2 separate regions of the Homo sapiens genome follow, and region 2 is linked to region 1. Evidence: chromatin loops called from intact Hi-C (ENCODE). Cell type or tissue: ascending aorta. All regions are shown on one strand. Each heading gives the region's core, and the rest is flanking DNA. Links, peaks and the distances in the headings are about the cores only. Region 1 overlaps TINAGL1 (tubulointerstitial nephritis antigen like 1). Region 2 holds the start of COL16A1 (collagen type XVI alpha 1 chain).

What was found. A loop is a pair of places that touch in the nucleus more often than their neighbours do. Peaks named below come from ENCODE experiments on the same cell type or tissue, not always from the same donor. Only the 100,000 strongest peaks of a DNase experiment are listed, where the experiment ranks them.
Region 2: a loop joins it to region 1, with 11 times the contacts of the local background. A loop is called at or near these places in 10 of 110 quality-filtered maps.

What each region holds. Positions count from the first base shown.
Region 1 is chr1:31,579,703-31,592,505 of GRCh38, reverse strand. TINAGL1 (tubulointerstitial nephritis antigen like 1) reads right to left here. Exons shown (of 12, transcript NM_022164.3): 4 at 9,265-9,357; 5 at 8,931-9,045; 6 at 7,705-7,828; 7 at 7,470-7,620; 8 at 7,166-7,355; 9 at 7,021-7,066; 10 at 6,630-6,753; 11 at 5,751-5,796; 12 at 4,820-5,667. The coding sequence ends at 5,527. Among named protein-coding and RNA genes, the nearest start is that of TINAGL1, 9.6 kb to the right of the region's middle. In ascending aorta, for the core only: a CTCF peak has its summit at 4,555 (motif pointing left); DNase peaks (open chromatin) are centred at 4,355, 8,265, 8,810, 11,895 and 4 weaker places; H3K4me3 peaks cover 6,853 bases; H3K27ac peaks cover 8,000 bases.
Region 2 is chr1:31,697,646-31,707,601 of GRCh38, reverse strand. COL16A1 (collagen type XVI alpha 1 chain) reads left to right here and starts at 3,585. Exons shown (of 71, transcript NM_001856.4): 1 at 3,585-3,765; 2 at 5,375-5,481; 3 at 7,487-7,561; 4 at 7,672-7,789; 5 at 8,996-9,119; 6 at 9,430-9,696. The coding sequence starts at 5,409. RefSeq lists a silencer at 2,115-2,164 and enhancers at 5,474-6,226, 7,733-8,486. In ascending aorta, for the core only: a CTCF peak has its summit at 2,224; DNase peaks (open chromatin) are centred at 2,231, 3,511, 6,051, 6,351 and 2 weaker places; H3K4me3 peaks cover 4,487 bases; H3K27ac peaks cover 6,775 bases.

The sequences.
Region 1 (12,803 bases), core at 4,185-12,184:
GGAATTAAGTCTGTCCTCCTACCTTAATCTGTTTGGCATTCCTCCTTTCCCCTGGATCCTCCTTCTTTGAGGATCTCCTCTCCTAAACACTGGTTTGGCAAGGACTGTCATGATTTCCATGACCTTGTCCCTCAGCCACAGGTGACTGTCCCACAGGTGGACACCTGACTGGAGTGTGGCCAATCAAAAGACTTCTCTATTTTGAATCAGTACTGAGAACATGGCTGTGGATTGGGAGGCTCAGGAGTTGTCATTGGCCACAAATCCTTCCTCATGGCAGAGTTAGACAGAAAGGCAGAGAAAAGAGAGGCAGAGTGAGACAGAGACAGAGAGGGTGTGTCCTGGCAGTTTTTGGGTCCCTGGTTCCAGCTGTGCCTGGACCCACTTGCCCTCCTCACAATTTGGAGGTTTACCCCTCTCGTAGAGTCTGAGAGTTGTCTCACTTGTTGACATTGGGTTTCTAGGCATACACTTCCTCCTAGGAACGAGGGTAGGATCGAAGGAGCTAAAGTGAGTGAAGCACATAGTCCAAAGCGTGGCTCACTGCAGGCTCGGTAGGCATGAATTCCTTTCCCTTAATGGGCACCAGGCAGGGATGGGGGTTTGGCAAGATCCCAAGAAGATGTGAGGCATCAGCACTTGTGAAGTCATGTAACTTAGCAGCCCCTGGGAGATTAGAGTTAGGTGCCTCGGGACCCCCGCAGAGCCCCACAGGGGGCCAGAATGAATGCCCAAGTGAAATATTTGGTGGTCAGGAAAGGATGGAGCTGAAAAAGAAAAAGTCGCTGCCCCATCCGCCTGTAGGAGGAGAAGTTGTTGACAGATACTCCCTCTGTGCCAGGTGTGTATGGAGGAGTCCCCGGAGATCCAGAGGATGGGTGCCAGGAAAGGCTTTCCAGAGGGGGGACATTTGAGCTGGGTTTTGAAGGATGAATAAGAGCTTGCCAGACAGGGAAAGGGCTTGGGGAAGGACATTGGAATATCACTATTAATCTTAATACAGAGCTGATGAGTGTGAGGATTTAGGTGACTTGGGTTTGAATCCTGATGCAATTATTAAATGTACGACATTCAGCAACTTACTTGCTTTTCTCTATGCTTCTGGAAATAGTTTTTTGTTTTGTTTTGTTTTTTGGGTTTGGGGGGGCTTAAATGAGACAATGTATGTAAAGCATTCAGAACAACATGCTGGCAGAAACCTATGGTTAAGCACTCAATGAATGTTTAGCTCATTATAAAAAGCCTTTACATTATCAGGTCCAATCTCTTAAAACAATCATCGCTGTTGCTGTTACCATTTATTAAGCCCTTAATGAGTTCCAAGTACTGAGCTAAAGGCTTAGCATGTTTTGTCTCATTGAATCCTCCCACCAACCCCAGGAGGTAGGTGAGTACTACTGTCCCCCATTTAAGTTGGAAAAACCTGTCCAATAATACACACAGCCGGACAGAGTAGGGGTTCAAACCCAGCTCTGTCTAACATCCCACACCCTTGGCCCTGGGAAAGGGAAGGACTGGCCCCATGACACACAGCAAGGGGCTGTGGGACCAGGGTTTCTTTAGGGGCAGATTCAGGGGCAGTAATCGGGTTTGGGGTGCTTGAGGTAAGCCTCGCTCTTTATAACAACACTCCCATGCCCAACATCGGAGGAGCAGGAGTGGCTGGTGGAGGTGGCTGAGGCCCCGGCTAGGGCATCTCCAGCCCTATCTGAACCCTCGTCCACTGCAGAACTGGCCCAGGTGGGCCTGGGCTTGCTGGCCCCAGGAACAAGGCTAAGGAGGGGCCAGGCTGACCCCCTACTGTCAGAGACCTCTGAACCACAGCAACTCCATCTTGAATAGGAGCTGGGTAAAATAAGGCTGAGACCTACTGGGCTGCATTCTCAGACAGTTAGGCATTCTAAGTCACAGGATGAGATAGGAGGTCGGCAAAAGATAGAAGTCATAAAGATCTTGCTGATAAAACAGGCTGTGGAAAGAAGCCGGTCAACAGGTGCGGTGGCTCATGCCTGTAATCCCAGCACTTTGGGAGGCCGAGGCGGGCGGATCACGAGGTCAGGAGATTGAGACTATCCTGGCTAACACAGTGAAACCCCATCTCTACTAAAAATAAAAAAAAATTAGCCTGGTGTGGTGGCGGGCATGGTGGCGGGCGCCTGTAGTCCCAGATACTCGGGAGGCTGAGGCAGGAGAATGGCATGAACCCGGGAGGCAGAGCTTGCAGTGAGCTGAGATCGCACCACTGCACTCCAGCCTGGGCAATATAGCAAGACTCCATCTCAAAAAAGAAAAAAAAAAGAACCCGGCCAAAACCCACCAAAACCAAGATGGCACGAGAGTGACCTCTGGTCGTCCTCACTGCTGCACTCCCACCAGTGCCATGACAGTTTACAAATGTCATGGCAATGTCAGTAAGTGACCCTAAAAGGGGAGGCATGAGTAATCCACCCCTTGTTTAGCAGATAATCAAGAAAGAACCATAAATATGGGACACCAGCTGCCCTTGGGGCTGCTCTACGGAGTAGCCATTCTTTTCTTCTTCTTTTTTTTTTTTTTTTTGAGATGGAGTCTCGCTATGTTGCCCAGGCTCAAGTGCAGTGGCACCATCTCAGCTCACTGCAACCTCCGCCTCCCGGGTTCAAGCGATTCTCCTGCCTCAGCCTCCTGAGTAGCTGGGATTACAGGCCCACACCACCACGCCCGGCTAATTTTTATATTTTCAGTAGAGACGGGGTTTCACCACATTGGTTAGGCTGGTCTGGATCTCCTGACCTCGTGATCTGCCCACCTCAGCCTCCCAAAGTGCTGGGATTACAGGCGTGAGCCACCGCGCCTGTTGGCCGGCTTCTTTCCACATCCTGTTTTATCAGCAAGATCTTTATGACTTGTATCTTTTGCCGACCTCCTATCTCACCCTGTGACTTAGAATGGCTAGCTGTCTGAGAATGCGGCCCAGTAGATCTCAGTCTTATTTTACCCGGCCCCTATTCAAGATGGAGTTGCTGTGGTTCAGAGGTCTCTGACACTGGGGGGTCAGCCTGGCCCCTCCTGACCGCGGGAACCGCCCGCCTTGGCCTCCCAAAGTGCTTGGATTACGGGCGTGAACCACCGCGCCCTGCCGGAGTGGCCATTCTTTTATGCCTTTACTTTCCTAATAAACTTGCTTTCACTTTACTGCAGAGATTCACCTCTAATTTTTTCTTGCACGAGATCCAAGAACCCTCTCTTGGGGTCTGGATCTGGACCCCTTTCTGGCATCAACACGGGTCCGCAGCGCCAGGGCGGGCGGAGCTGGAGCCGGAGCCTTAGCCTCAGCCTTGAGACCCGGCGGGCCGCGCCCGACCGTCCCCGCCCCCCAGAGCTTCCTTGGAAGGTACCCGTAGAAAATTCCAGCCTCGCGGGGCCACCGAGCTGCCTCCGAACCGGGTTTTACCGGCGGGGCGGGTCCCGGGGCCACTGAGCGGGTGCGAAGGGGCCGCCGCCCCTTCGGGGCTCCCCGCCGGCCTTGGCTCCCTGGGGACCGGCGGGCGGGCCGCTGGAGCCGGGCTCTGGACGTCCTGGCAAACAGGAAGCGAGACAAAGGCGGCCACTTATCCGGCGCCCGCATTCCTTTCAGGTGATGCCCGTGAGGCCCGGGGGACGCGGCGATCCTGAGGGGCTGCCAGGGGCCCCCGGGGACCTCCCTGCCGCAGTCCCTCGGCGACTGAGGGTGCCCCTGCCTCCCCACTGGCTGGAGGTGGCGGCGGGGAGGATTCCTTGCGCTCGGGGATCCCCCTCCCAGGCACAGGCCCTTGGGCTCCCAGAAAGGAAGGAGCACCAGCCTGGCGTCTGTGCCCGGGGGGACGCAGTGGAGGCTTGGGAGGGGCCTGGAGGTGAAAGAATGGGCCATATCCACTCAGTCATTCCATACATTGGAGGGCCACCCTATACCAGGGTTTCGGTGTGGGTACCAGGACCCACTAATGAAACAGACCATCCCTGCCCTCTAGGAACTTCCAGCATAATGCGGAAGTTCAATAGATCCCAGATACCTGAAATATTGGGTGAAGGGCAGAGTGCAGATGATTTGAGGGAGGGTCTAACCCACGCCGGATGGGGATGGGGTGGCCTGGGCTCCTTGCACAGCCTCTGGCACTTCAGTGACCTTCACAGGCACTGTCTGGAAGAAGGAACCTTGGAGCGGGACAAGGGGTGGGTGGCATGGAAGGGCATCTGGCCCGGAGAGCAGCGTGAGCGAATGTCTGGCAGTCTGCATGTGTACCGGGCATTTGAGAGGCAGCAAGGAGCTGGTGACGAGGTTGGGCGGGTGGGTTCTGATGGCCTTGGAGCCAGGCTGAGGCCTGGCTTATTGTGCTGGCACTGGGAATCTGAGGAGGTGGGGTGGGAAGCAGGCTCAGCTTGGCCCAAGAGCAGGCCGAGGAGAGGCCCCCCTTGCCTGGATGGCTTGGAGAGACTGATCTACAGAGACAGAGGCTCCAGCTTCTGAGGGCTGTGCCCCCCTTGCCTGCTGGGCACTGGCACCGGTTCAGCTGATAGGAGTGCAGGGCTCCCCCTTCAGGCGGCAGCTGACTCAGCGTCTGAAAGGTGGTTCCCACGGTTCAGGTTTCTCTCTAGGGCCAAAGGCCATGCCATCCATGCCCCTCCCCCAAGTGGGTCAGTGCCCAGGGCATTGACAATTAGGGCTGAATGGAAGTTAGGATTTCCAGTCCCCCCACCCCTGCCAACCAGCAACACCTCAGGCAGTCCTTTCTGCTGTCTAACCACTGCCAGCCCAACTTTGGCTTGGCTTTCCACTCCCAGAGGTTCCAAGACACTGTAGTTATCAATACTTTGGTTTTATTTTAAAACAGTGAAAAGAAAAATAAATATCTGAAGAATAAGAATACAGGGCTGGGTGCAGTGGCTCATGCCTGCAATCCCAGCACTTTGGGAGGCGGAGGCAGGTGGACCGCTTGAGCCCAGGAGTTCGAGACCAGCCTGGGCAACACAGTGAGACCCCCCTCTTTACAAAAAATACAAAAATTAGCCAGGTGTGGTGGTGCACCTGTAGTCCCAGCTACTTGAGAGGCTGAGGTGGGAGGGTCACTTGAACCCAGGAGTCGGAGGTTACAGTGAGCCCTGATGGGCCACTGCACTCCAACCTGGGCAACGGAGCAAGACCCTGTCTAAAAAAAAAAAAAAAAGAATACAGGAGTGGGGTGGGGTAGTGGGGCTGGAGACTTGAGGTGTCCTGGCTTTGGTAGTCTTGAGTGGGGGCGCCAGAGGCCTGGGATCTGCAGCTGTGCTCTTCCCAGGCCAGGCCCTGCCCCGTCCCCACTGGGAGGTCTGGGGGCTCCGCCAGTCTCGCCTGCCCGCGGCTCCCAGGCGGGGCGCTGCGTCAGCGGAACCCGCGCCGGGATTAGCGCCCTGGCGCCCGCCTGCGCCCCGGGCTCTGTCGGGCGAGGCTGGGGTCACCGCCCCATTGGGGCCTCTTCCGCCGGCCCTTAGCCTGGATCCCAGGCCGGACCCCGCGTGGTGCCCGCAGCCTCAGTGATGACCCATGTCCTCCATGCCCACGCGGCCCCAGACGCCCAGCACGAAGCTCTCGATGTCGCACTCATTGACGCCGCGCACGATGCGGAAGTGGCCCCTCTCGCCCCAGGCTGGGCCCCAGGAGTTGGCCGCAGTCTGGGAATAAGGAGGGGTGGTGAGAAGGGGAATGGGAGTGGGGCGAGGGGAAGAGGGGGCGGGGAAAGGGTCAGCGGCCTCACCCAGTATTTGAGCGTCCTTCCATCTGGCAGCGTCTCCTCTCCCCATCTGTGGGCAGAGCAGAGGAGGGGGAAGGGAGCTGGGTCTACCTGCTCTCAGGAGCTCCAATCCCGGAAACCTGCCCCATCCAGCCCCCAGTTGCCTTTGGAGGGTTGGGTACACCCTTAGGGCTCAGGCAGGTCTCTGTACCTCTCTGCATCTCCCTCACTCTCACATCTGTAAGTCGGTGCACCCAGGCCCAGCATGGGAGGGGGTGGGGCACCAAGGGGACAAGTGGAGGCAAGGTGAGCAGAAGAGGAGGGAACCTGGGTCCTCCAGAGACCCACCTCCTAGGGGCCAGTTCTATGGGACCACACATCCACCTGCCCTCCCTCACTTGGGGATCCAGGGAGGGGTAGGTGCCAAGGGCCAGAAGGAAGACACTCTGAGAATATGGGTATCTTAGAGACCGCCAATTCCCACCGTAAAGCACATTTCACCGAGTTCATTGAAGTCAGTGATCCTAACATCTATATTCCCTAAATCGGATAGGGAAACTGAGGCCAGGGGAGCGACCTCCCAGGTCACTCGGTGGGTCAGGCAGAGCTGGGACAGGTGCTGAGGTGGGGAGAGGTTGAGAAACTCTTGAGGCTCTCTTCATATTGGAGTTATTTTATCCCAATGTAAGGAAGGAACAGTTCCTAAAAAAGCCTTCAGAGGCTCCCAACCTTCAATTCGACCCAGGGCAAGTCCTTTCTCTTTCTGAGTCTCAGTTTTCTCCCTATTGAAATGATGAGAGCAGTCCTGGCTTTTTAGAGAGGTTGTAAGAACCCAAGGCAGGCTCCAGAGCCCCTAGCACAAACCCTGCTGTCCCAAACCCCCTCTGCCCACACGCCCCTCACCCTGTGATCTTGACTGAGTGGGTCCCATGCCGGCGGTATCTCTCTGGCCTCCCAAGGCTCACTGGCGTGTGGCTGTAGATGCCTCCCTTGTATAGGAAGAAGTCCTCATGCACCTCCATGAGGGCTGTGGGCAGATGTCAAGGTAGGGTCCACTCAGCCCGTTGGCACAGGCACTGGAGCCTGAGTCTATTGAGATGTGCCCAGGCACCAGGGTCCCTCCATACCAAAGCTCTAAGTGCTCCCTCCAGGTGCTGCCTGTGGGAGGGGGGGACCCCTACTCCTGGCCCTACTGGACATGCTGCTGAATGCTGTGCAGGCCACTTGTGCTACTGTGCCCACTCTCAAGCAGGCACAAGCTTCTGGAACCAGGGTGCTGGATAAGGGGGTTTACCTTGGACAGGGCCATTCTCCATCAGCTCCTTCATGATCTCCTTGTCCTGGAGGGCAGGGGATGGACAGAGAGCATACGTCAGGGGTGAGACTCCAGGCTTTCACAACCCTCCTGCCTCGGCGCCCTCACCCAAGTGCTGACTTACGTTGGAGCCGAGGCGGTAGACAGGAGTGACCTGGTAGATGTCATTGTTATTAACATAGCTGTTGGGGCAGTGGGCAGTGGCCTGGCGCTTGCCCCGACCCATGGCTCGGCTGTGCATCATACAGGGGGGCGCAGGGCCAGCCTCGTCTCGTTCACGGCCCGAGAAGGGGTAGCAGTGGTCAGACACCACCCTGCAAAGGCAGCAAGAGGGAGCAAAGGCAGAAAGACTCAGTGCATCATGGCCCAGGCCATGCCCACGGAGCTCCTTGCCCTCTTCTCTGCCCACATCCCCTGTTGCTGCATACCCTCGGCGACGCAGGAACCACCAGGCACCATCGAGACGCCCACCGCGGCAGCCCTGCTGCTGGTGGGTGTCACAAGACAGCAGGTTCTGGGGCGACAGGACAGGCGTCATGTGTCCCAGAGAATGGATTGAGACACGATCGGATGCCACAGCTGGTGGGGTGAGATAGAGGGGCTGTCGGGAGGCTCAGGACTTGGCCCTCCTCTCCCAGGCGCCAGCCCTTGCCCTTGGCTTACCTGCTGTGGAGAAGGCCCAGGAGCCTGCACAGTTGCCTTGGTCAAGAGGCTCATGAATCAGGTTGGGCCACTTCTCAGAGGCCTCGAAGGCTGTGGGAAGCACCTCCCCTGGGTTCAGCACTGTCTGCAAGATAAAGGTTGCCCTGTCTGCCTCCTGCTCTGCCCTGGCCTGCCCCTCAGGTGCCCATTGGCACTGGAGGGCCACCAAGTCCAGGGCCTTCTGCAGTTTAATCTTGAGCCCTCCTGCTGCTGCAGGATTCCAGCTGCCTCCAATTTTGACTTGTGTTGAAGAACCAAGCACCATTTAGTGCCTCCCAGGTATCAGGTGGTGGGGCGGGGCGGGGTGGCGGTGGTGACTAGTCCTGCTTCCCAGATGAGGCAGCTGAGGCCAGGCACAGAGAAGTGGCCAGGCCAGGTCCCTCAGCTTTCCATTCTCAACCCCTGCCTCTTTCCTCTGCACCTTCTGATCGGCCTTAGCTTTCTTCAGGCCTTAGCTTTCCCTCAGGGGAGGGAAGAGGCAGTAGGGTCCCGTGACCAGGCAGTCTGCCAACACAAACAGCAAGAGGCAGAAAATAGCCAGAGGCCCAGGGGAATAAGGGCAGGGCCAGGGTCTGGTCACCCAAGGCCGAAGTCTCCGCAGGGAGGGCCACTCCTGCCAGCCCCTGCCTCCCCGCTGCCTGCCACTGATGGACAAATGCTCCGGCACATGTCCCGGTCCAGGCCTGCTGAAGCTCCCCTTCCTCACCCTTTCACTTTGGGCCTGGTTTTCATTCCTCTCCCAGAGGGTCCCACTGGTGGGAAGGGAGAAGCCCTCTCCTCCCTTGGGGTTCCGCTGAACCGGCATTTATTTCCGAGAACTGCTGCCCTCTGGCCAGAACTGGAGGAGTGTGTGTCCTTCCCTTCCCAAAATACCAAGGTGACCCCCTGTCCCCTTGGGCCCTAACCCAGCTGTACTGAGACCAACAGCATTTTTCCCAGGCTGGAGAGATCAGGGGGGAGCTGATGCCAAGACCACGAAATTCAATCTGAGCATCAGTTCTTCCAGCACAGCACATCCTGTGGAAGCAGGGAACAGAGGCCCAGAGAAGGGGAGTAACTTGTCCAGGGACACACAGCCTTGTAGTAGGGGATGGTCCAGGCCCTTGGAGGAGCAGGGCACAGGGCCAGCATCCCTGAGGTTCTGAGCCATGGGGAGATGGCAGCATTGTGGGGAAGGATGGACTTACATAAATTTCATGCATGTTCATGACCGAGGAAGATGGGCGGATGGTGCCCAGGCGGTAGCGAATGCCCTCATCCAGGGTCATGCCCCAGAAGGCGCTGTGGTTCCCAGCCTGCCAGCTGAAGGAGAGGGGACGGAAGGAAGTCACAGATCTGCCGAGGCTCAGGGTCCTTGGCGTGGGTGCATGTGGGTGGGAGAGACGCACAGTGGCTGAGCGCACACACAGTCAAATCTGGGTGTAGGAGTGGCCTGCTGGACGTGCCCCACAGCACAGCATGCGTGTATACATGCATGAGTATGCATGTGTGCCCACTGAGGGTGCCTCTAGGGCCTCTCACCCATAGTTGCCCTGGTTGATGGCTTTGATCATGTCTGGATCCACCAGGCATGGTTCTTGGTCACACTGCCACTGCCTGTTCTCCTGGCAGGTGCTGGTGAGAAAAGGAGAGAAGGAAAGGGTAAGTGGGGGACTGGGGATACTTTGAAGGAATGTGGCCTCGGAGGTTAACATGGGCCAGGGAGTCTGTGCAAGTGACTGTGGGAGAATCTCTAGGTGATCCCATCCAGCCTGGTGGCTTTAAATGTCAACGTCTAGTTCATGATTCTCAAGTTTATATCTGTGGCCCAGATCTCTGCCTGAACACCAGAGTCAAGGATCTCACGGCTACTCAACATCACTACCCTGAACCAAAACACTCCCTGAACCGAATTCCTGACCCCCCTCACTTATTCCCCCTACAGTTCTCAGAAAACGGCAACTCTATCCTTCCTGGAGTTTGGGCCCCAAACCTGGCAGTCCCCGCTGACTTCCTTTCCCATGCTGATCCAGTTCATCCGCATATCCTATGGGTCTACCTTAAAAATGCATCCAGAATCCGAACCACTCTCATTCTCTCCTGCAGCCCGCCCAAGTCCGATCACCTCTCACCTGGATTCCTGCTGTGGCCTCCTCACTGTGGGTGCTCCATGCATCTGCCCCTTGCCCTGCTTCCCAGGGTATTTTTAACACAGCTGCCAGAGTGACCCTGCTAAACCTAAGTCATATCATGTCGTTCCTCTGCCCAAAACCCTCCACTGGCTTCACATCACAGAATAAGAGCCAAAGTTTGGTGACAACAAGGCCCTGCACGCTCTGTCCTCCTGTCCCCTGATCCCCTCCTCCTTCAAGTTCTGGTTCTAAGGCTCCAACTAGGCTGGCCCCTGATGGTTCACACCAATCTGCCTGCTCCCCTTCCTCCCCGCTTTTTTTTTTGAGACAGGGTCTTGCTCTGTTGCCCAGGCTGGAATGCAGTGGTGTGATCTCGGCTCACTGCAGTCTCTGCTTCCCAGGCTCAAGTGGCCCTCCCACCTCAGCCTCCTAAATAGCTGAGACTACAAGTGCACCACCACACCCAGCTAAATTTTGCAATTTTTGTAGAGATGGGGTTTTGCTATGTTGCCCAGGCTGGTCTCAAATTCCTGGCCTCAAGTGATCCACCCGCCTTGGCCTTCCAAAGTGCTGAGATTTACAGGTGTGAGCCACAGGCCCGGCCTGTTTATATTGCTTATCCCTGTTTCCTCATAGGCTGTAAATTCCTTGAGGGCAGGTATTGTTTGGTATTTTCAGCGCCTAGGAAAACAAAGCCTAGCACATAGTAAGCACCCAATGAATATTTGTTAACTGAGTCAATGACTGAGGCCATATGCTGAATTGACTAAGAGCATGGGTTCTGGAATTCAGATTCTGGGTTTCAGCCCACTGGCTGTGTGATCTTAGGAGAATCATTCAAGCTCTGTCTCTCTCAATGCCCTTGTCTATAAAATGAGGATAATACAGTGGTACCACTTTCCAGGGATTTAATGATAGGCTTGTAAAGCATTTAGCACTGGGCCTGGTCCATCATTAAGTGCTCAGAATTAATATCTACTATCACCATTCTGTTACAGGAATCCCAGACCCCACTTCTCTAGAGCTTCAGACTCATATCCCACTGACCTTCTGACATCTCTGGATGTGCAAAAGGCATCTCAAACTCAAAATAGCCCGTCTGCCTCCCACAAGCCTGCTCTTTCCTAACATCTTCAACTCTGAAAATGGCACCCAGTTGTTCACATCAGAGCTCCAGGTGGTCTGTGGTGTCCGCCCACATGTCCCCCATCAGCAGGGCTTGGAGATGGCACATGAGGAATCCACCTACCTCTCGCCCCTCCACTGTGGCCACCCTACTCCCGTCCCTCATCACCTCTCACCTGGACCCCGGCACTGCCTTATTCACCAAGTCTGCTACCCCTTAAAATTCCCGGCCATCCCCTCCCTACCCACCCCAAAGCCAGAGAGATCTTTGAAGAACGTAAATCAGACCGTGTGCTCTCTACGTGGCTTCCTGTGACTCCAAACAAAATGCAGAATCCTGGGCACAGCTGATGTGAGCCACGGAACGTGGCCTGCACCTCCTTGGGACGTCTCTCCCCTACCCCAGCTCCAGCTAAAATGAGCTCAGTCACCTCCCGGCCTTCCCACGAGCCACTCCCTCTGCCTAGGCCAGGCCTCTCCTATCCTTCTCCCTGGTCTCAGCATAAATGTCCCTTCCTCAGAGTAGCTTTCCCACCCACTCCCTACTCTAAACTGGGACCCCCGTTATCCTCTCTTTTCCCTATAACACTGGGCAGCTTGTCAGAATATACTCATTTGTTGTCTTCCCATGCCCTTCACCTTACACTAGAAATGGGACAAGGACTGTGTCTGTTGCATTCCCGCTCCATCTCCTGAGCTCAGCATAGTGCCTGTCACGCAGTAGGTCTTTAATAATAGGTGCCGACTGAAGGGCTGCATTCTATGAATTCTATAATGCTTTTACAAGCTCATAACTCTGTTATTACAAGATGCTGAACTGCCTCCTTGCAAGCTGTCCAAGGCTCCCACCTCCAATGTTGCCTTTTAAGGAGCCTCAAGGGGAGCCAAGACCCAGTATGGCTGGGCTTTCCAGCCCCAGGAGAGGCGGGGGCACTGCTGGGGAGGGCCAGAGGAGTCTGCAGGGCCGGGAAGGCTTTCCTCATCCTTCCTTTCCCTCTCTGCACACCAGGCTGTTCCCCCTCTGCACACCTAGGCAGCAGCACCCGACTAGACTCTGGAAGCATCCTTTGAGGGCTCTGACACCCTGGACACTCCCCCACCCTCGCCCCCAGAGCCTTCATGAGGAGAGGGCAGTAGACTGTTCTGTCCTTTCCTGCCATCTCCTCCTTTGCCCCCAGGGCTGCCCACACAGGTCCAGGCAGGGCCGGTGGTAGCAGGTCCCAGCATTCCAGAGGGGGCCTAAGGGGCCAGGGACAGCAGTGAGAGAGAGAGAGACAGAGAGAGAGAGACAGAGAGAGACAGAGAGAGAGAGACAGAGAGAGAGAGAGAGAGAGAGAGAGAGAGAGAGAGAGAGAGAGAGAGAGCGCATTAACCCCTCAACGTCCAGAGCCATCCTATCAGAACCTGCAGACGCGGGCCAGGCATGTTTTATCCTTTTGAACACACACACACACACACACACAGTGCACACACAGTCACGCTGAACACCCAGACACATGCTGAAACGTTCCCTCCCTCACTGTGACCCGGGCACCCCTCACCCTAGTGAGGCAATGGAAATATCTTATGCGCAATGCATTCCAAAAAGTTTCCTTCTCTCTGGGGCCTCTTAGTCCCAGGCAAAGAGGGAGTGGGGGTGGAGTGGGTGCAGGGCCGCCTCCTCCAAGTCGCAGGCTCCCCATTATTTCTATTAAGGCTTTCAGGGTTTCCTACCTGGCCCTTCTCCACTTCCCATCTCAGACTGAATAGGGGGGTACCCATGACCCCTTCCTCCTCCTACTGGGAATGGTGGGGAGGGGTGGGGAAGGAAAAAGGGGCCACATT
Region 2 (9,956 bases), core at 1-8,000, 120 kb before region 1:
CCTGTCTCTACTAAAAAATACAAAAATTAGCCGGGCATAGTGGTGGGGACCTGTAATCCCAGCTACCTGGGAGGCTGACAGGAGAATTGCTTGAACCCAGGAGGCAGAGGTTGCAGTGAGCCAAGATTGCGCCATTGCACTCCAGCCTGGGTGACAAGAGCGAAACTCTGTGAAAAAAGAAAGAAAGAAAAAGAGAGAAAGAAAGAAAGAAAGAAAAGAAAAGAAAAGAAAAGAAAAGAAAAGAAAAGAAAAGAAAAGAAAAGGTATTACTGGCTGCCAGGTGGGAAGAAAGAAAGAAAAGAAAAAAGAAAAGAAAAGAAAAGGTCTTACTGGCCACCAGGTGGGAAGTAAGTGGGTGGTGGGGCCCCAAGGCAGCAGGCAGATCAGCTGGGGGCTCTTGCAACAGCCCAGCAGAAGATGATCATGGTCTGGGTGAGGGTTGCAGCTGTGGAGGTGGGGAGGAGTGGATGGACGTGGGCTGTATTTGGGGGGTAGAACTGACAGGATTGGATGGGGGTGGTAGGGAAAAGAAAGGAGCCAAGGTTTTCAGGTTTTTACCTGAGCATCAGAATGAATTATCGTGGCATTTAAAGGGATGAGGAAGTCAGGAAGGGCATATCTGTGAAGAGTAATCAATCATGTGTGATGTGTCTGCGTGTGAGCCCGTATGCGCATATGCCAGGGCCCAGGTGTGCACGTGTACATGTGGGGGTTCTGGTCCACTGTTCAAGCCTCAGAACTTTACACCATCTCTGCTTGAACGCGTGGGGGCTCCCGGACCTGTCCTGGGACCAGGCCCTGGGTTGGCTCTTCAACCTGCCCCAGCCCCAGGGGCTGCCCCTGCCAGACAGGGATTCCCCAGTGGGGGGCGGAGGGCCCTTGGGCACTGCCAACATCTGGGCATACTACCCCAGGTCCAGAAGGCCTTGGTAGCCCCATGCAGCAGCAGCATGCAGGCTCCAGGGCAGCTGGTGGTGATTAGCAGCATTGATTACCTCGTGGTGATGCCATCTGGGGTGAGGGCGCTGAGCCCAGCCTCACGGGATACCCGGGTTGCTGGCGTGCAGGGCTTTCTGGCACTGACTGCATGTAAAAGTGTCAGCACAGCTGCATGTATGCATGTGTGTACATGTGTCAGTGTGTGCATGTCCCAGTGGCTGTTTCTCTGGGAGCCGAGTCTGTGTGGCCATCTATGTCTGTGTGCACACATGTATGTGCTGCAGGTCTGCAGGCTTCTCTGCTTGCATATCTGAGTAATTATGCCTGTGGTCACATGTATGTTTATGTGCACACATGTCTATGTGTACAGGCATGTGTCTGTGTGTGCACATTCGAGTATATACAGTGCTGTATGCAGGCATTCTGAGAATTATGTACCTGTGTTTGGATATGTCCAGGGATATATTTCTGTGGGGTAATCTGGGCTCTTACATGTGTTTCTGTGTATCTTTGATGTGGAGGCGTATCTTGAGTCTCTACACATCTGTGTGTAACTGTTTCTAGGGCCAGGGTGTGTCTGTGTGAACATGAGTGCCTATACATGCATATGGAGTCTGCGTACTCAAGTGCTGTGCTAGAACTTTACCTGACTGCGTGTTTCTGGATGTGTGCACGTATGTGTGGAAGGGAGGAAGGGGCATGGGCACATTCCTAGACTGTCTATGATAGTGTTTCTAGGCGTAAGGTGTGTCCCAGGCTTGGCTGTTCCTGTGAGCACCCTTGGGGTGCTGTGGGAAGGCATCTGGCTCTCCCTTCTCAGGTTCCTCCATCCCTGGCCCAGCCACCTGCCCTGTCTGGGGCACGGGTGGGAGCTGTCAGGATGGCATGGTGGTTAAGAGCACGTGCTGAGTCTAGGCTGGCTGGACATGAGTTCTGCTCCACCACTGACTAGCTGTGGGATCCCGGGCAAGTTGTGTTTTTCCTGTGCTGCAGGTTTGGGAATAAAAATGGAATTCTGCCTTAAGGCGTTGTTGTAAAGATCGAAGGAGTTAGCATATGTGAAGTTCTCAGCACAGAGCCTGACCTATATGCGCTTCCCACCTCTCCCGAGTGCCCACTGCTGGGGCAGCACCCTCTGGTAGGGCAGGCGGGGCCTGTGCCCACCCACCCCGCAGGCCAGAGTGCTCAGAAGGCCCCACCCCCTCCGCTTCCCGCCTGCTGAGCTCAGCACTTCCCAGGCCCCACCACTGCCACAGCCACATCTGGGGCCAGCTCCTCACTGGGACCACAGTGGGGCGCCTCTGTGGCGTGGTTGGGGTTTCCGCTGACTCAGCGCCTCTGGGTCTGGAGGCGGGAAATCCCAGGCCTGCCCCTACAACCTCCCCCTACCCCGGGTTAGCCGAGGCCACAGGGCTAGGCGCGTTGCTTCCACAGAGCCCCCAGAGCCCCCCTCAACTGGGGACGCTCAGTTTCTCCCTCTTCAGCCCAGCATCTCATGGCCTCTTGAACCTACTTTGTGGATCCTCAGCCTTGGTGCCAATAAATTTGCTTTCGGTCTACAGCGGGAGGAGACCCTTGGTGGGGATTCCACCTTGGTCAACGGCCCTGCCTCTGGGCAGAACTCGGAACATTACCGGCTCCTTCCTCCTCAGAGCTCCAATCTTTCAGCCCAGCTCAATTCCTCTTGCGTCCTTGGACCGTGAATATAAAGCAGGTCCCTCCCCAGTGCTGGTGTAAAGGCTTGAAATCCAGTCCCGTCCCCTGCCAGGGATCACAGTAATAACGATAATAGCAGCAAATATTTACTGAGCTCCTCTCATGTGCCAGACCGTGTGCTAAGCGCTTACAGCCTTTGGCCCATTTCCTGCTTACAGCAAAGGTCTATGAGGCATATACTCTCACGATCCCATCTTCCAGATGAGAAAACGGAGTATGGTTACACAGCACATTTGGAACCGCAAAGCCAGAGCAGGGGCCAGGGATTTGAGCCCTTCCAACCTCATGGAGTAAGGAGGAATAAGGGGACTCCCTCAGTCTCACTTCTCTGGGAGTCAGGCCAGAGCAGAGGGGGTTAATTTAGCACGGAGGAGGGAGGGGGTTCCCACCCTCCTCCTCCCAGTACAGACAGACCTAGGGACAGACTGACTGGGAATGTTAGGCAGAGGAATTGGAAAAAGCTGACCACCGAGGCTTGGGCGGCAGCCACATCATGGGTGCCACGCACTTGGGAGGAGGGTCTCTACCCTGCTCCCTCCACCCCTGTCCCCTCCCCGCCCCCCCACCCCGCAGCCTTCTGGGGGCCCAGCCAGGGACATGGAAAGGGGGAGCTCTTCAAACTCCAGGCCTGACTCTTAAAGGGCCCGCAGGAGCCCCCTTCCAGGGCAGCTCTGGGCACGTAGGGTCCCGCCTAGCTCGAGGATCGCTCACCTGGCGGTGAGGCAGGAGGGGCGGGCCTGGGAGCTCGGCCAGACCCGGGGCGGGGCTGTGCACCCCGCAGTCTAGCCGCCTCTGGTGCCGCTGGAGCCCCCTCTAGGCCCTCCTCCTCCTCCTCCCTGGCGGGCCGGTCCAGCTGTGTTCCATTAGTGTCCCTGGCAGGCCCCCAGCCCCCTGGAACCGCCTCTCTTCCCCCACCCGGAGTGGCCGGCAGTCCCCGGCAGGCGTGCGCCGGGCAGCAGACAGCCGGGAGAGCTCGAGCGCCAGGAAGCTGGGGACCCGTGACCGTCACGGAGAGATAGAGAACCCCTAGCGGACCTGAGGAACCTGGGCTCTGCTTCCTCCGCCTGCTGCCTGGACTGCTCAGTGAGGTGGGGGGATCCCCGGCCACCGGTAAGTAGGGATACAGTGGGCGGCCTCAGGGCTCTGGGCTGAGAGGCCCTTTCTGCCAGACTTGCTGTGTGACCTGAGGAAAGTGGCATTCCCTCTCTGGGCCTTGGTCGTCTTCTCTAGAGCGAGATGAGCTCTAAACTCCATCCTGGTTCTGACTCCCTGCGCCCAAATCTATGCCTCTGTGTTGGGGTGAGCCGTCTCCTTGGAAGCTTCTCTGGCTCTGTCCTTGCAGCCCTGCACTCTGGCTGGAGCCTGAGGAGTGGCGACCAGAGACTAGGAGCCGGAAGGGGACAGGATCACATCCATCCTCACGCCTCCACATGCACCCACATGGCGCCACAGCTGGCAGCCCTTCTATTGGCTGGCAGGAGGAAGACCAGGATAGGGTTTGAGAGCTGGGATGTGTATATCACTAGGATGGGGGATGAATAGGCAGGCTGGGGGCACAGTTCTGTCCCAGGGAGAAGGGGGCTGGAGTCCTATCTCCAAATATATTGGGGTAAGGGGTCCTTTCTGTTTTCATTTCCTATCCATGATTGAGGGAAGGAAAATTGGATTTCATTAGAGTTGGAAGGAATGCAGTCAGACTTGCATTAGAACTTCCCAACAGGAAGACCTACAGGAGGAGTGGTCATAGGCTGGCTGTGCGCATGTGGGTATATGCAAGCTGGTGTGTCTGGGTATATCAGCGAGCATATGTTTCCGTGAGCATGCCTGTGTGCAGATAGCTTTGTATGCACACTGGTACCACATATGTGTCCTTATGTACATGTACCTGCGCATCTGCATGTGCTGTGCTGACACATGCATGGCTCTGTGTTTGTGCACGTGAGCTGCCTGTCCTGGGGGAGGCCAGACGATGTATGGCTCTGCTGGCCACTTGCTGAGCCTGCATCGATTTATCTGGGCCCATCCATCAGGGTTTAATAAAACTAAAAGACAAGCATCCATCAGCTGGGGGCGGGGGTGGCTGGCAATGAGGTCCTGAGCCCTAGAGACCTGCTCTCCTGCCCACTATACCTATGGGGAAAGCTTCCTTGGCCCCCACACAGCCCTATGGAAGGCTGTGGCCCACAATCTCAGCCCAGTCACCAGCCCCTGACCCTGTGGGTGCCTGGGAGGGCTTCCTGGGCTGAGCTGGGTGCGCTAGTAAGGTATCAGGCTGGTATATATACCAGGACAGTGCACAAGATGCTAGACTTGAAATACTTCCACGTGTCTTGAAGAATAGCCTCTTCTTTAAGCCCTCATCACTATTCCAACTTCTCTGGCCTTCTAAGACCTTCTAGACCTCTCCCAATCCAGCAAGTATCCACTGGCACAGCCAGATGCTGCCTGGACACTATTTCAGTGCAGTAGGCAGCTTTCTGCTTTGCCTGAAAGCTGGTATCCGTGCCATACCGGTGGTTAAATATTTTGAATATCGCCTCTGCTCAAATCCTAGCCCAAGGGCTGTGGTTGGGCCTCTGAGAGAGACTGATGCCTGGCCAGACCTCCTGCCACCCCAATACCAGTGCCTGGGCCCCACAGGCTGTCCACGACTTGCCCACGTGTGGAGTTGTGCTGTGTGAACTCAGAAATCCGCCTTCCCGGTCTCTGTGGTTTTCAGGTGCTGTGGCTGTAGCTGACCTCTTTGGACCGGGATGTGGGTATCCTGGGCTCCTGGCCTGTGGCTGCTCGGTCTTTGGGCTACCTTCGGCCATGGGGCAAATACAGGTGAGATGACACAGGAGAGTCACAGTATCACAGGCCTGCAACTGGTATCCTGGGGTGCTGGGGTCCTTGCACATATGTGACCATGTATGTGTGGTCGTGTGGGCAGTTATAGCAGAGTCTAGGGGCTGGGCTCAGGGTGATCTGAGGTGTTGGCACCCTTGAGCCTGTGTGCAGTGAGCTGGAGAGTGTGTGTGCCTGTGTCTTCGTACGTTTATGTCTCTGAGCATCTCTGTGTTTGTCTCTCAGACTGGCTTTGTGCATTCGTATGTATTCCTGTGTCTCTGTGTGTAAGAGAACAACCTCCCACCCCAATACGTAAGCCAATCCTGTGGACACATTGCTGGTAGGACCAGTGGGGTGGGGAGGAACAGGCAGTGAGCTCTCCCTGCAGAAGGACGCCGCCTCCCCAGAGAACCCCAAGTCCTGCTGATCCTTTTCATGGTGGAGACTCCATCCCTCTAGCTCACGTGCTTCTCCTCCTCCACGGCTGGCCCTGAATCTCTAATAAAAGGCCCACCCCGAGGCCCAGACTCTGGATGAGACAGAGGGTGCAGCTTTCCAGGGCCCAAAGCCAGGGGAAGTTGACCGGGCAACTTGCCTGGCCTTGCTGGGTGCCCTCTGGGCTCAGTAGCTCAGCTGCTTCGCCAAGCAGGAACAGAACTCCTAGGACCCAAACCCAGCTAGGAAAAGCAGAAAAACCAAGAAGCTGAGGTGAAAGGGATTGTGGACCCAGGGTGAGTGTGGCCGCCTGCCCCTTGTATGTGCACATATGTGTTTCTGCTTGTGTGTGCGTGAGCTTTGCTCTCCTCTCCCTCACTGGGTCCCCTGGGGGGGATGGGGCAGATAATTTCAACATCTGTAAGGAATCTGGGCCCATTGCCAAGGGGTGAGTCACCCATTGCTGCTGTGATGCTGAAGACAGTGATGGTCTTTCTGACCAGACCTGGGGGAGGGAGAGTGCAGTGGGGTCATTGGCACCGGGCCCCAGGGCCCCAGGATTCCTTCTTCCAGCCAGTCTAGCCAGAGAGTGCAAGGCCAGCTTCTAGGAGCTGTCTTCACCGTCTTCTCCCACCTATCCCTCTGCATTGATGAGAAGGCCTTTTTGATTCTGGCCTCTGTCTTTCCTGTTGTAGCACCTCCCCCAACACTTCTGCTCAGTCAGCCCCAGGGCGAGGGAGGCCCATGGCTGCCCACCTGTTCTTTCAGGGCTTTGGAAACCTGAGTTAAGCTATCTCCTTCTCTGGGAGCCCTAACCCATTAATATGCCCTTCCTGGAGCTCCAAGGCCCTGGTGGTACCCTTGAGCTTGTGGTCCCCTCAGACCCTCAGTCTCTTCTCGCTGTTTCACAAGGTGGTTATTCAGGTAAATATTCATTCTGTTGGCTCCTACTTGTGTCTGGCCTGCTTGTCTGATTTGGATGTAGGACGTTCCTATTGCTGAGAACACGTGTGCCAGCTGCACATGTCATCCCTCGTGGCATGGGCACCTACAACTCCCACATGTACAGACACGTACATATAATTGTACATAACACACAATGTGCATGATTCTGACATTTCCTTACCCCTGAAGAGCTCCTCTGCCCCCCACCTGGGTGTATGTCATGGAGGGGGCACATGTGTAAATACACAGCTCCCCACTCCATCTGTGCTCGAGAGCCACCTAGAGCTTCGTGTATTCTCTCCCTTGCTGGCCTAGCTCCTGACTTGGAGTGCTGGGAGATTTGGGTTCCTGGAGTTCTGGGCCTGCTCTGCTGTTGGCTCACTTAGTGACCTTGGCCTGGGCCTCAGTCTCTGGACCTCAGTCTTCCAAACTGTATGCTGGGTTGGGGGCCTCCAGGCTTCCTGGGGAGCCAGGGTCAGAAGGCAGGTGGTGAAGGCAGGATCTAGCTGATGGTCCAGAGTGAGGACTATAAACTTGCTCCCTCCCAGGTTCCCCAGGCGTCCAGCCGTGCAGCAACCTTGGCCTGAGCGCACCTAATGCCCCCCTGCCCCTTCTCTTCTAGGTGCACAATGCCCACCTTCACAGCAGGAAGGACTCAAATTGGAACACAGTAGTAGCCTGCCAGCCAACGTGACTGGTGAGCACCCAACCATCTCATCGCGCCGTCCCTGCAACCTTCCTCTGGGAGTGATCTGTACCCCTCTCCACCTGCTCAGCTGAGCTCTTCACCTGATGTCTCCCCCAAAGGCTTCAACCTCATCCACCGACTCAGCCTCATGAAGACGTCTGCCATCAAGAAGATCCGCAACCCCAAGGGGCCTCTCATCCTGCGCCTGGGGGCGGCCCCCGTGACCCAGCCCACGCGGTAAATGCATCCATGTGACCACTGAGAATCAACACTGACCTCAGCCACACTCCTCAGCAACTCCAGATGTGGGGCTTAAGCCCAGGGGCCTGTCTGTGGGTCATTGCATCCCAGCCCCTGCCAGGAGTCAACCTGGTCTCCACCCCTGGGCTTGCAGGGTGGGCTGAGAGGTGGTACCTGGCAGACCTACCTTCTGTCTTTCCCCTGTCTCTGGCCAGCAGTGGGTGGGAACAGGTCTGCATCCTGTGGGCACTGTGAGAACACAGGATGTGGGCGGGAACCTGGCAAGAGTCATGTGCGTGTGTGCATGTGTGTGTGTGCGCACATGCGTGTGTGTGCACCCATGTGTGTGAAGTCCAAATTCCCACAAGCCCTGGCCTGGCCCCTGCTTGCCTCTTCAACCTCAGCTCTCAAAATGCTCTTTTTTATCTCTTGCTGCTCTGGTCATGCTGAACCCTTTCCATCTTTTTTTCAGTATCTCTCCTTCCACCCTTGCTCCAGTTATTCACCTAGGGTATTCTGGGTTCATTGGAAGCACTTATTCAAATTGCAATGCGATAGCGAAATAGTCATTCTGGGGATTCTTTGCTCATGGCCTCCCTGCCCCCATCAGACGTGAAGGCTCCATGAAGGCAGGCAGTGCCTCTGTATTTTCACCACTGTGTATGTGGGTTTTTTGTTTGTTTGTTTGTTTGGTTGGTTGGTTGGTTTTCTTTTTGAGACCAAGTCTTGCTCTGTTGCCCAGGCTGGAGTGCAGTGGCGTGATCTTGGCTCACTGCAACCTCCACCTCCTGGGTTCAAGCAATTCTCCTGCCTCAGCCTCCCGGGTAGCTGGGATTACAGGCGCCTGCCACTACACCTGGCGAATTTTTTGTATTTTTAGTAGAGACGGTGTTTCACCATGCTGCCCAGGCTGGTCTCCAACTCCTGGCCTCAGGTGATCCGCCCACCTCGGCCTCCCAAAGTGCTGGGATTACAGGCATGAGCCACCGCACCCAGCCTTCACCACTGTTATTCCCAGCAGCCAGACCCGCACCTAGCTCGCGGAAGGCACTCAGTAAAGGTATGGAGAGTGAATGAATGTATATGATGGAAGATGTGTGCCTGTGGATGTCTTGGGTAGGCTCAGCAGTCCTGAGGGCTCAGGGTGGGCAGCATTTGGGTCCTCATTGGAGCCTCAGGGCACCCTCCCTGCTCCATCTCCAGAAGAGTATTCCCTCGGGGTCTCCCGGAGGAGTTTGCCCTGGTGCTGACACTACTGCTGAAGAAACACACCCACCAGAAGACGTGGTATCTGTTTCAAGTGACCGATGCAAATGGGTATCCACAGGTGAACCTCCCCTGTGCCCTGATTGCCTCTTAGGGCATTGGGTAGCACCAGTCCAGCCCACCTTTCATCCCGGCTTGTGACTTCTGGGGTCTCCCTGCTCCATCCTGTGCCTACCCTCAAGCCTGTCCCCAGCCCACCAGTACCTACCTCATTCTTTCAGGATGTATAGCTCCTTGACCCCAGCCGGCTTTCTTCTCTTTCTGGGCCTCAGTTCCCCTCCTGTGAAATGAGTTCAAGGTCCCTGAACGTGCCCATGGTGTGACTCTGGAGCTCTGAATCTCTGTCCTTTCCCTTTCCAAATTCTACCCAGATATCCCTGGAAGTCAACAGCCAAGAGCGGAGCCTGGAGCTCAGGGCCCAGGGCCAGGATGGCGACTTTGTGTCCTGCATCTTCCCAGTGCCCCAGCTCTTCGACTTGCGTTGGCACAAGCTGATGCTGAGTGTGGCTGGACGTGTGGCCTCTGTGCACGTGGACTGCAGCTCAGCCTCCTCCCAGCCTCTGGGGCCCCGACGACCCATGAGGCCTGTGGGCCATGTATTTCTAGGCTTGGATGCTGAGCAGGGCAAGCCTGTCTCGGTGAGTGCTAGGTCAGGCCCTGACCTCTGTTCCTGCCTTCTGGGAACCTGAGTGGGCTTCCTGGAATCCGTATCGGAACAAGTCCTTCTCCTGCTTAGAATCTTCCCCTGCTTTCCTGTTGCCCTCCAAATGCAGCCTAAACATATTCACCTGGCATTCAAGGCCCTTCATGATCTGGTCCTTATAAGTGTCTGCAGCACCATCTTCCTTTACATCTCTCCGTGCAGCTCTGCTCTGATCAATTCCATCCTAGCCATCCA